Regions from separate parts of the Homo sapiens genome. Here region 1 is linked to region 2. Evidence: chromatin contacts called from ENCODE Hi-C or POLR2A ChIA-PET data. All regions are on one chromosome and are shown on one strand. Each heading gives the region's core, a stretch centred on a gene start or an enhancer-like site at or near the end of the contact. The rest is flanking DNA. Distances are from core to core; before and after follow the strand shown. Region 1 holds the start of ZNF488 (zinc finger protein 488). Region 2 holds the start of TMEM72-AS1 (TMEM72 antisense RNA 1).

Region 1 (5,179 bases), core at 460-2,959, 2.4 Mb before region 2:
GGAAAGGACTTGCCTTGTCTCAGATGAGACTTTGAACTTGGACTTTTGGGTTAATGATGGAATTAGTTAAGACGTTGGCAGACTGTTCGAAAGGCATGATTGTGTTTTGAAATATGAGGACATGAGATTTGAGAAGGACCAGGGGTGGAATAATATGGCCTGCCTCTGTTTCCCCACCCAAATCTCATCTTGAATTATAGTCCTTATTGTAATGCCCATATGTAGGGGGAGGGACTTACTGGGAGGTGATTGAATCATGGCGGTGGTTGCCCTGTGCTGTTCTCATGATAGTGAGTGAGTTCTCAGGCAATCTAATGGGTTTGTGAGGGGCTTTTACCCCCTTCACTCTGCACTTCTCTCATTCTTCTCCTTCCAGCCACCCTGTGAAGAAGGACCTGTTTTGCTTCCACTTCCACCATGATTGTAAGTTTCCCGAGGCCTCTGCATCCATGCTGAACTGTGAGTCAATTAAACCTCTTTCCTTTATAAATTACCCAGTCTCAGGCAATTCTTTATAGCAGTGTGAGAATGGATTAATACAGTCTAAAATAGATCTTTCTTTATATAACTTAAAAATTACAAGTGATGAAAAGCATTTGAGTTGGTTGGTTGTCAGTTTTTTCCCCCTCTTTTGGAGCTGTATTTAGTATAATAGAATATCTTAAATTAGTGGTCTTTTATAATAAATGAAATTGGGTGTACTTCGCCCCAGCATATTAGGGTTCCCTTGCTTCATGCCTTCCATGACAGTTGGTATTATTATATTTTAACATTTATGCCTAATGATTAAACATCTCCTTGTGGTCTTAATTTGCATTTTCTAATTACTCTAGAGACTTCGTCCTTTCACATGATTTTGGTCGTTAGTGGTTCCTCTTTGAAGTGCCTATTCATGTCTGTGTCCATTCGTTGCTTTGGGTGTTCCTCTCTTTCACACTAATTCATTAAAAGTATATATCCTGGATACTAATCCTTTATCAATTGCTGCAAGTATCTTCTTTCAGTGTGTGGCTTGCTTTTTCACTCCGTTTGTTGTTTTTTAATCAAAGTATAAGTTCTTAATTTTAACGCACTTTAACTGTCATTTTCCACCATGGCCCGAGTCGCGGAGTCCGCCTTCCTGGCAGAGCGTTGCGTGGTCACAGCTGAGGTCTGGGGAGCAGAGGCGGCGGGCGCTCCCGGGGGGAGCTGGGCGATTCCGGCGGGGGGAGGTGCCGATCGAGCGGCCGCCAGGCTGCTGGGGGAAGGAGGGCCAGGAGGCCGTGGGGGTCCTCGGCGCAGACTGGAGCCGCAGGCACCGCGCGCAGCCCTCGCCCGCATCGCCGAGGCCCCGCGGGCCCAGGAGCGAGAGGTCGGGCGCCCAGGACCAGAGGGCGTAGGCGAGAGCAGGCACCGCCTCCAAAGAACGCCCTCGCCCTCCCGCAGGCGATGGCGCCCGGCCCTGACCAAGCCAGCTGGGGGCATCTCCGCGGAGCTGAGCCGGGGAAGGGCCGGGCAGCCCAGAGGGTCAGAAGGGGGTTTTCTCCCGGGGTTGTGAGTTCTTTGGCCAGCGGCACCCTCCCCTGCCGGGGCCGCCCACCCGCAAGCCCCGCCCCGAAGGCTGGAGCTTCCCTGGGGGTGGGCGACGCCGAGACCACGCCCCGAAGGCGGGAGCGGCTTGGGGGCGGGATCTGGCCGCCCTCAGGGCTCCGGCGCCAAGTTCAGAGCCACGCGCAGTGCTCTTGGCCGGGAGGAGGCTGTGCTGCACCAGCACCTCTTGCTCCACATCTCCAGAGAGCCCAGGTGAGGCGCACCCTCCTGTCTGCAGGGACAGAGCCGCGAGCGGGCGCGGGCGGCGGGGTCCATCTCACTTCCACATCAGCCTTTCCCCAGGACAGGGTTGTTGAGTCCTGCCTTTGACTGTGGGGTCCTTTCCTTCCCAATGTCGCCAGCTTCCTCTCTCTCCCACGTCGTCTCCGAGTCCCATCCCCGTTTCTGTTCCCTTTCTCTTCTCTCACTTTTTCTCCTCTATCTCTTCTTTATTGTCTTCCTGTTTTCATTTTCTTCTGTGTCAGTCTCTCTCCCTCTCTCTTTTCCTCTCTTTGTTTATTCTTCTCCCCTACCTTCTCCCTCTCCCCCCTGTTTTTTCAGCACTCAAGAATTCTGCCTATGAATTTTTCTCCTAGGGTGACTTTCAGGCTGCAGTTGTTTTCCTCCCTCCCACTGTCTCTCCCGGGGTTTATCCTGTGTTGCTGTTATTCTCAGCCCGGGCTTGCGCTGGGCAGTAGGGTAAGAACCATGCATCAGCCCCAGATCCTTTCTCCAACAGATTATATCCAAAGATCTGGACATGTATCCTGTTCACTGCCTTTCCTGGGAAACAAAACAATACCAAATGATCACATTATAATGAGTTTTTAGAATGAGCTAAAAGAACATACCTGGTTTTAGAGACAAGGGGTTGATTGAATCCTTTCCTTGACATTTTGCCTTTACTAATAGACACAGACAGCACAGCAGGAAGCTAAGCCTTGCAGAAGCATTTAGGGGGCGTTCCCACCCACACCTGCCTTCTGGGCAGGCTATGCAATGCCAGGTGCAGGGGAGGGAGGGGACAGGATTCAGAGCAGGGTTGTAGGAAGACAGTGGGAGGCCAGGGCTTTGAAACATTTGAGGGAGCCTGGAAATAAGAAATTAACAGTAAATTTCTAAAATATGTAGTTGCCAATGCCACTGATGTACAGAAATGAAATTAATTACTCCTGAGGGAGACATTAGACATTTTATGGCAGTAATTATGGCATTTGAAAGTAATGATTTTATGTACATTAGATAGGAGGGCCAAGGGGAAAATATTTCCTGTTAGTATCAAAGATTGTCGTAGATGCATAAGGGACGAACTCTAGAAAATCAAGTCTCATTCTTTTTGAGGGATAAAATAGAACTATATCGAGGCAATTTTTTGTTTCTTGGTTACAATGTAATCTTATCAGAGATATGTGATTTAGTTTTTAATGATATTTTATGACACATACATATTTATATGTTCAAACACACACAAATACATAATATATATGCACTAAGTTATAAAAGAGCCCTTGTTTGTTTGTAAAGATCTTAATTACCAATAAAGGTTGAAGCTTTCACTTCTTGGAAATAAGTTAACATGATATTGTAGTTTATTATGACCTTTAATGAAAATTCAACTAATTTACTTTTGATTGATACAGAAATGGAAATTTGGCCGTAGATAAATCACACAGAATTAAACAGAAATTAAGTATGATGAAGGTGCATTGCAGTGTGTTCAGTGAAAGAATTTGCATATGCTAGATATTTTGGACAAATTCATAGGTATGTGCATGGAACTGTGATTTGTGAGGCTTTTTTCTGGTTTAAAAAGTTAAATTGCCTTTATATCTAATCCCTGATCCCCAACATATGCGGATTCTGGGGGGAGGGATAAAAGACTTTGCAAATGATTTAGAATCATCGTGTCTGCTTTGCTTGGCAGATTTCTTTTCAGACATCCAAGAGGTGGCAACTTTTGTTTGAAACATATAATCACACCAATTATTTAAAAAAAAAGACAAACTTAAATATTTTTAAACTTATTTTTCCTCATTAGTGGTCTGTGCCTCTATAAGAACATCATTGTCTTTTTATCCTTAGATGATGCTATTGTTGGAACCTGGGAAGGTCGGAAGGAATAGCTGAGGTAAAATCATGGACTTTTTGCCTGAAGGCTGCCAGTGGAATTGGGACCACTGTCTCAGGCTCCACCTTTATTCTCTAGTTGTATCAGGAAAAGAGCTGCTGTTCCTTGTGCTCTTGCTATCTGGCATGCACAGAGCCCTGTTGAGTCCTGTCCGTGAGTGCCTGAAGTGAAGATCACCATTCTTGTTTTACTTATGAAGAGATGGAGGCCCAGAGTGTTTGTCTGAGCTCAGGCAGGTAGTGGCAGGGTTGATTTGGAACACAAGTAGTGCCCTGGCGCCTGAGTGACCAGGGCTAATTCAGTCCCTTTATGTGACTTCCATGTTGCTGCAGCCCTGGCAAATATAACGTCTAAAATATCACTCCACACAGCACCAGCCACTGCCTATTGGCATTGTTTGGCAGAACACTGCTCCCTGTTCTATGTCCTGGCCATCCTCAGTCATATTCATGGCAGACTCTCAATCTGCACAGCAGGGCCCCATTGAAGCATTGGATCTGCCCTCTGCTTTCACTGGCCCTGCTTCTGCACAGTCTCAGACATCTGAGTGGATGATGAGATCACATCCACCCCTATGAGGGTCGACGTGGCCAAGTTATGTTGCACTAGGGCCACTCTCCCTGCTTCCATGGGTACTGGCTGTGTTCGCAGTCTCCTGCACTTGGCTTTCCTCGAATGCAGCAGGCATTGCTGCTAGAGGGGTCCAGGCGTAGCTGGCCACAGAGCCTGTAGGGGCTGACCAGGAATTGCTCATCTCCCCAGTGCCACCAGCCAGCCTCTGGGAAAGCCTGGATCACCTTCAGTGTTTAATTTCCTCAGTGTGCCAGAGCCAGGAGGATTCCTGGAAACAGGTGTATTCCCTTTCTTAGGAAACCCCAGGACCTCACAATCCAAATGCAGAAAAGGCCCGTAGATGATTGTCCTCTGGAATCTTCCAAAAGGGTCTGGGAAGCTTCTGCAGAGACTAGGGATACCAAAGGATTAGAAGACAGGAGGTATTTTCTGCTCTTGTGTGTTTTAACTGAAGAGAAAAGCAGATGCAGCAAAGCACTGCTTGGGGGGAGCGGGTGGGGGTACATGGTGTCTCTGAATAAGATCTGGTGCCTGACCTGCAGCTCAGAACAGCTTGAGGCTGGCCAGTTGGCTTGGGTTAGGGAGTGACTTCAGACATCCCAGGAAAAAGAGGTTATCCAGATGTTTGCCAAGAGTTCTTTCTTCTGTAGGTGGAGCAGGAAGGAGAAAAATGCCCAGGCTGTTTGGTCATTTATTAAACACTGTTATGCACTGGTCCCTGAGAGCTCAGGAGTAATGGGAAGGCTGCCATGGAGTGGACTCTGTCCCTTTGCACTCAGTGCGATAAGAAGTGATACCCCTAATGTTTACTGAGCCAGGTTCCTTAGCACTTTCTCTATATTAATCCTTCTAATCTTTCCCACAACCCAGTGAAGAAAACACCAAGGTGACCCTCTTTATAGATCAGAA
Region 2 (5,859 bases), core at 1,796-4,295:
GGAAGAGAAGATCCACAGAAACAAAGATCTTCTTAGCTATGGTTTTCGGGCCAAACGTGCTCAAAATGGGCACTGTCCAATATCCCGATTGCCTGGGGCTGGGAGTGCAATGCAGAGGGGCAGACCCCTCTGGGTGCCTGCTGCTGCAGGGCTGCTCTGGAGGCTCTCTACGGCTGCCCTCACCTGTGCTGTCCACTGCCCCAGGCCTGTGTGCCACATGTCACTGCTGGGGACATAAGGGCCCTGTGAGACAAAAGGGTCCCAGAATCTTTTGGGTCATAGAGTCCTTTGGAGTCTCTTGAAAGCTTAGTGCACTCTCCCCAGAAAATGCATGTATGTGCATGTTGTTGCAATCTGCATCCACGTGCAAACACACACACAATTTGCATATCACTGCAGGGAGATGAGACAGCTCTTGTCCATGTACTCCCAGATCCCCAGATCTTAGGTTTAGAATCTCTGCTGAAACCTGTCACAGCAAGAAAGAGGAGGCAGAGGAACGTTGTAGAGCCTTGCATGTGAGTTTTGCTGTGGCATTAACTTGGCCTGTGATCCTAGCGTGTTGCGCCGTCTCTTGGGCATCAGTTTAGCCAGAGCTGTTGTGGCAGCTGATAGAGAGTCTTCAGGGCTCTTCCCAGCACTGCAGCTATGGGGCTCAATGACACCCCACCCCTGCTTCCCAAGGTCAGGCAGGGCAAAGGGAGGGGGTTCCGGGCCTCTTCCTCAACAGTATATCCTAGGGCAGAAGGTGGGACAGCCAGAAAAGGAGACCCCGGGAACTACAAGTTTCTCTTTTACAAAAATAAGAAAACTGTTGAAGCTTTAGGAAGTGCAGCCACTTCTTATTTGATTTTCTTTATTTTAAAACAATTTCCCCAAACATACTCTGTGAGAGAATAACCACCTAGCCTTTGCAAGGCTCTGGGTTTAAAGCTCTGCTCTGTGACTGCCTGGCTCTGTTACCTTAAGCAAGTCCAGTTCCCTCTCTGAACCTTGGGCTCCTCATCAATTAAATAACTATAATCCTCGATGACTTCTGTGAAGACGAATGAGGAGACCTGTAAGATGGGCCTTGTGTTGGGCTCACCCATAATGAAAAGAGGCTCCCATTACTATTCTTATTGACACTGGGAGTTGGGGGCTCTGGAGAGACTGTGGAGCCCCAGAGATGGGAATGTGAGGCCTGCCTGCAGGAGTGGCCATGAATGAGGAGAGAGTCTGAGCTGACACCTGAAACCAGGCCCCAGACCCCAGGGGCCCAGGGCAGAGGGCTTTCTGGCAGATCCCCTAGTTAGGTCTCCCCTTTGAGGCTTTGCACGTCCAGAATCTGAACTCTGACACACACCCAAGTTTCGTTCATGTTCTTTGTTATCTGTCATGGTCCACTTGGTCCTGACCCAGGGCGACCCTGGACCTTGATTCTGTTCTCGACCTCCAGGCTACCCACTGGAGCTTCATGGTGGAAATACAACCCAATCTCCTGAGTTTCAGACAGACACTTTAATCTGTAGCATCAACCTTTTTGTTGTCAAATCACCAGCACTACACACTGAGAGAATTATGGCTAGAACTAATGACAACAGCCTTCACATACACTGACAAAGTGCTGAAACAGCCCATGACAATTTCCGGCCAGCATTTTTTTAACCTAAGTTTAATGAGTTTCATCTCTCCTCTTCCCTCCCTTCCTCTTTCTCCTCTGACCCTCTCCCTTCCTGTCTTCTCCCCTAACCTGCTGTCCTGGCAGAAGTAGCTAAGGAACCACACAGAGGAACAGAAGGCAGGATGGTCTACATTTACCTGTTACTTCACCAATTCACTTCTAACTTAAAAAAAAATGGTTTCTGGCAACAAATCCTGATTGACACCTTAGTACTGTGGGCAGTTAAACTACAGCAAAGCCAGCGAGGGGCTCCTCTGTGAGTGCAAAGCATAGCTTTGGAGTCTAACCTGCTTGGGTTCAAATTCCAGAAGCCCAGCCCTTATTTGCTGTGCGACCTTATTTAATTCCTATGTGAAATGGGGCTCCTGAAGCTGTCCTTACTGTGTTTTAAGAAAGTGCTGGCCCTGGCCTGGGCACTGATTCTGGTGTGAGAGGAGGCCTCCCTCCCTCCGCCGTGCCAGGTTAATGAAAACACTGAGGCATGTTTTGGAAGTGGGAAGTGCAGGATGGGACCGGAGTCAGGAGCCCAGAAGAGCAGGGCAGCAGGCAGGCTGACCTTCGGAGACTAAGGGTGAAGAGCAAGAGACTCAGGGGCACAACAAGCCCTGGGTTCAAATCCTGGCTCCATCACCAACTCATCCGGTAAAGGTGGACAATTTTATAACTCTTTAAGCCTCAGTTTTCACATCTGAAAAGGGGATAACGAAAGTAGGACTCTCACTTGCTGTGAGGAGTAAGAGGCATATCGTGTTAAAGCACTTGGCCCAGAGCAAGGCGAGCCCTCTACAGACAGCGATTGTGAGACAGACCCCCCCTGCTGCTATTATCTTGGCGTTCGATTTCCATCAGTGAAATCAGAGTTGTGCCAGAGGCCTCTAGGCTCTCTCCCCAACTCTAGGATCAGTGCTTCTAGGAAACTGGTTAAGGACAAGGTGAACAAAAAAGGTGTAGCCAGTGGCCGGGCTCATCTGTCTTGCTCAGGTTGTAGCCCCTAAATTGCTTAACAGAGGTGCCAGGCGCAGTGCCCCCTCTCAGCAATGAGCCCGAGGCCCGCAATGCGCCAGGCTGGCGGGGGAGGGACCCTGCGCGCTGCGGCCGAAGGGCACAAGTGCCCAGGCTTCAGCGTCCCTGCCTGGTGGCAGTCCTGGGTCGGAGGGGATGCTCCATGGACGCCCAAGCACTCTCCTGCTCGTTCATCACTCACCGTCCAGTCATCGCGCAGTCCAGAAGCCACTGCATGTGTCGTGTCCTCGCTTGCACCGGAGCTGCGCCCGCAGCGCCTGCTGACCCCAGGCTTCAGCTGCTCGGGGCCAGGCCCGCCCCTCGCCCCGCCCCTCGCCCCTCGCCCCGCCCCGCTCCCCGCCTCTCGCCCGGCACGGCCAAAGGTGCCGCCCCGGTCTCTCCGTCCCGCCCCGAGCACGCCCCTCACTCCGCACCGGCCAATGGCACCGCCCCGTCCGCCCCGCTCTGGGAACGCCGGTAGGTTCCGGGTGCAGGGCGGTGGCCTAGGGGCGGCGGGGAAGATTTGGGGCCTGCGACCTGCCAGGTGTCCCCAGGCCATTGTTCAGCTCGCCGCGCGCTCCCGAGTTCCCGAGGGCGCCCCGGGACGCGAGGAGAAAGCAGCCCGACTCAGCCCCGAGAGGTTCGGTGTGCGGGCAGCGGCCAGGGACTTTGCGGGGTAGCGCGGACTCCTGGACTTCCAACAAGGGCCGCTGCGCAGGCGCTGCAATCACTGCAGGCACTTGTCTGCATGCCTGGTGGGGCTTGGAGTCTGGGGAGGCTTATCAGTAAAGCCCAGAGCATTTGCTATTTATTGCTCAAGGGGCACCTTTGTACAGTCTGGCCGTTTGCTTGGCATGGCCTCTTAGAACTCCTTATTGTTTAAGAAATCCGATCTGGTGAATAAGAAGTTAGTCTTTCTCTCCCAGTCACTGCCTCCTGGACGAATATTTGCCAGCACGGAGGCAGAGAGGACAGAAAACCACAAGCCATTTGGGGAACTGGGAACAGTTCAGTGTTTCTGGGGTGTGGGGGTGTCAAGGTGGGGGATGGGGTTGATGGAAAACATTTGCAATTTCTGCTTTACCTCACGATTCCCAGCTCTGACCTCTGGACCTGTTCTCTCCCACCCCTAACATAAATCATTTTAGTTTCATTCAGTGTGCGTTTCCTAATATTTTTAGGGTCTCATGGCCATTTTAGAATCTGATATGGATCTTCTAGAAAGTGCAGGTGGCCATATGCACCAAAATCAGCCTGGGATTTGAGTCTCATGGGTCCCTGAACTTCGACTTAGAGGGGCTGTGCTAATGCTTGTATGGCTGCTGTATGACTTATGTTGGAACCCCCACCTGCAAAAAGTGACAGGACTGAAGATACCCAGTCCAGGGGCCCTCCCGTTTCTGCGTTTGCTTGAATTTTTGGAGAATGGCCCATCCTTTGACAGCTCTGAGGCTCCCTGTGGTTGGTGACTTGTCATGACACATTTGCTCTTCCACAGCCCTCATCAAAGCTGAGACAAATAATCGGGTGCTTCCAAAGGTTTTTTAAAAGTGGGTAAAATTCAATATAACTGTCAACCTCTGAGCATGAGATCCTAAGAATTTAATCACTCCTGATAGGAGAAGTAAACATAGCACCAGGGTGACATAACAGTTTCCCTGGGCTCTCCAGAACTCGAGTGTGAATCATTCTCTCTGACCTAATTAATGCTGTTCACAGGGCCATGACTGGCTCTGAGTGAGGACTGGGTTTGGGACAGCAACCCCATGTGTCCTGTGCACCCATTGTGGGCTCAGACACTATGCTAGTGCTTTACATTGGGGATCCCATGCAATTCCCCCAGCACTCCTGGGCAGTTGGTGTTACTGCTTGCATTTTTTAAAATTTCCATTTTTATTTTAAATTTAGGGGATACACGTGCGGGTTTGTTACAATTGTACATTGTGTGGTACTGAGGTTTGGGATTGATCCTGTCACCCAGATGGTGAGCATAGTACCCAATAGGAAGTTTTTCACCCCTCGCCCCGCTGTCTCCCTCCCACTTTTGAAGTCCCCAGTGTCTATTGTTTTTATCTTTATGTCTAGGTGAACCCGATATTTAGCTCTTTTGCTTGTAAGCGAGAACATGTGGTGTTTGCTTTTCTATTTCTGCATTAGTTCGCTTAGGATAATGGCATCCAGCCACATCCATCCTGCTGCAAAGGACACGATTTTATTCTCTTTTATGGCTGTGAGTGCTTGCATTTTACATCAGACACAGGTGTCCATTGTCAGCGTCCTCCCCTCAGAAGGGGAGGGTCCATTGTCAGACCCCTCAGAAGGAGGGGTCACCTTTTCTTTCAGGGTTCAGTAGAACTGGGTGTGGTCTCCAGCTCACTTATGGTGGAGGCTACAGATACTGTTGGTTGCCAGCCAATGTCCATTTCCTTCTTTGGAAAAAAGAAAGATAGGAAAGAAGGAAAAGGACAAAAAGGAAGGAAGGAAGGAAGAAAGGGAAAGAGGGAGGGAGGAAGGAAGGAAGGACGGAAGGAAGGAAGGAAAGAAGGAAAGGAGGGAAGGAAGGAAGGAAAGGAGGGAAGGAAGGAGGGAGGGAGGAAAGAGGGAATGGGGAAGAGAGGAAAGAGAGAGGGAGGGAGGGAAGGAAAGGAGAGAGAAATACCCACTTGTCTGTAGCAGCAACATGCCAGCCCCTAGTTATGGCTCATGCCCACTTGTATTTTTCATACTCTACTTACAACCCAATAGTGGGTCATGAAATTAATTTAGTTGATGATGTGACTAGTACTTCAAAAATGCAAGGGAAAATACCAGTGTACAGCACAAATAGTAAATATAAGTTGTGTTTTGTGGAACTTTTTGTTTGCATTGTTTATGTTTCAGTTATGTGTGCTTCTTACTGTGGGTTACAGTTAAAAAAAACAAAACAGCTGTCTAAGTCTTGACAATCCTTTTCATAGCTTTTTTTCAGTGAAGCTAGAAGTGGCCATACGACCTACTTCTGGACGCAGAGATGGGGGAAGGTGTCCTGGGGGAGGAGAGATCTGAGGGATGGTGAAGATAACTTTTGCTTTTCTGGTAGAAAGAACAGATGTCTCTCCTGCCTGCCTGTCTCAAATGAGGACATGATGTGTAATGTCTGGAGCACTGGCAGCCATGTTGAGATCATAAAGCAACATGTCCGCATGCTGAGGCTG

Evidence for each region. Hi-C counts contacts between places; a loop is a spot of excess contacts on that map. ChIA-PET counts read pairs that join two places held with the same protein, here RNA polymerase II (POLR2A). Pooled maps may share reads with other maps.
Region 1: a map of CD8-positive, alpha-beta T cell shows a loop between it and region 2 (5-fold over the local background). The contact joins the promoter of ZNF488 here to the promoter of TMEM72-AS1 in region 2. A Hi-C loop is called at or near these places in 1 of 168 maps with a recorded cell type or tissue (CD8-positive, alpha-beta T cell) and 5 of 50 pooled maps. POLR2A ChIA-PET finds 5 or more read pairs at or near these places in 1 of 52 experiments (CD4-positive, alpha-beta T cell).

The regions. Positions count from the first base shown.
Region 1 is chr10:47,380,823-47,386,001 of GRCh38, reverse strand. It overlaps ZNF488 (zinc finger protein 488), which reads left to right and starts at 1,709. Exons shown (of 2, transcript NM_153034.4): 1 at 1,709-1,782. RefSeq lists a silencer at 1,261-1,740 and an enhancer at 1,303-1,802.
Region 2 is chr10:44,956,875-44,962,733 of GRCh38, reverse strand. It overlaps TMEM72-AS1 (TMEM72 antisense RNA 1), which reads left to right and starts at 3,045. Exons shown (of 8, transcript NR_033842.1): 1 at 3,045-3,142. It overlaps RASSF4 (Ras association domain family member 4), which reads right to left and starts at 2,932. Exons shown (of 11, transcript NM_032023.4): 1 at 2,868-2,932. RefSeq lists a silencer at 2,962-3,181 and an enhancer at 2,959-3,253.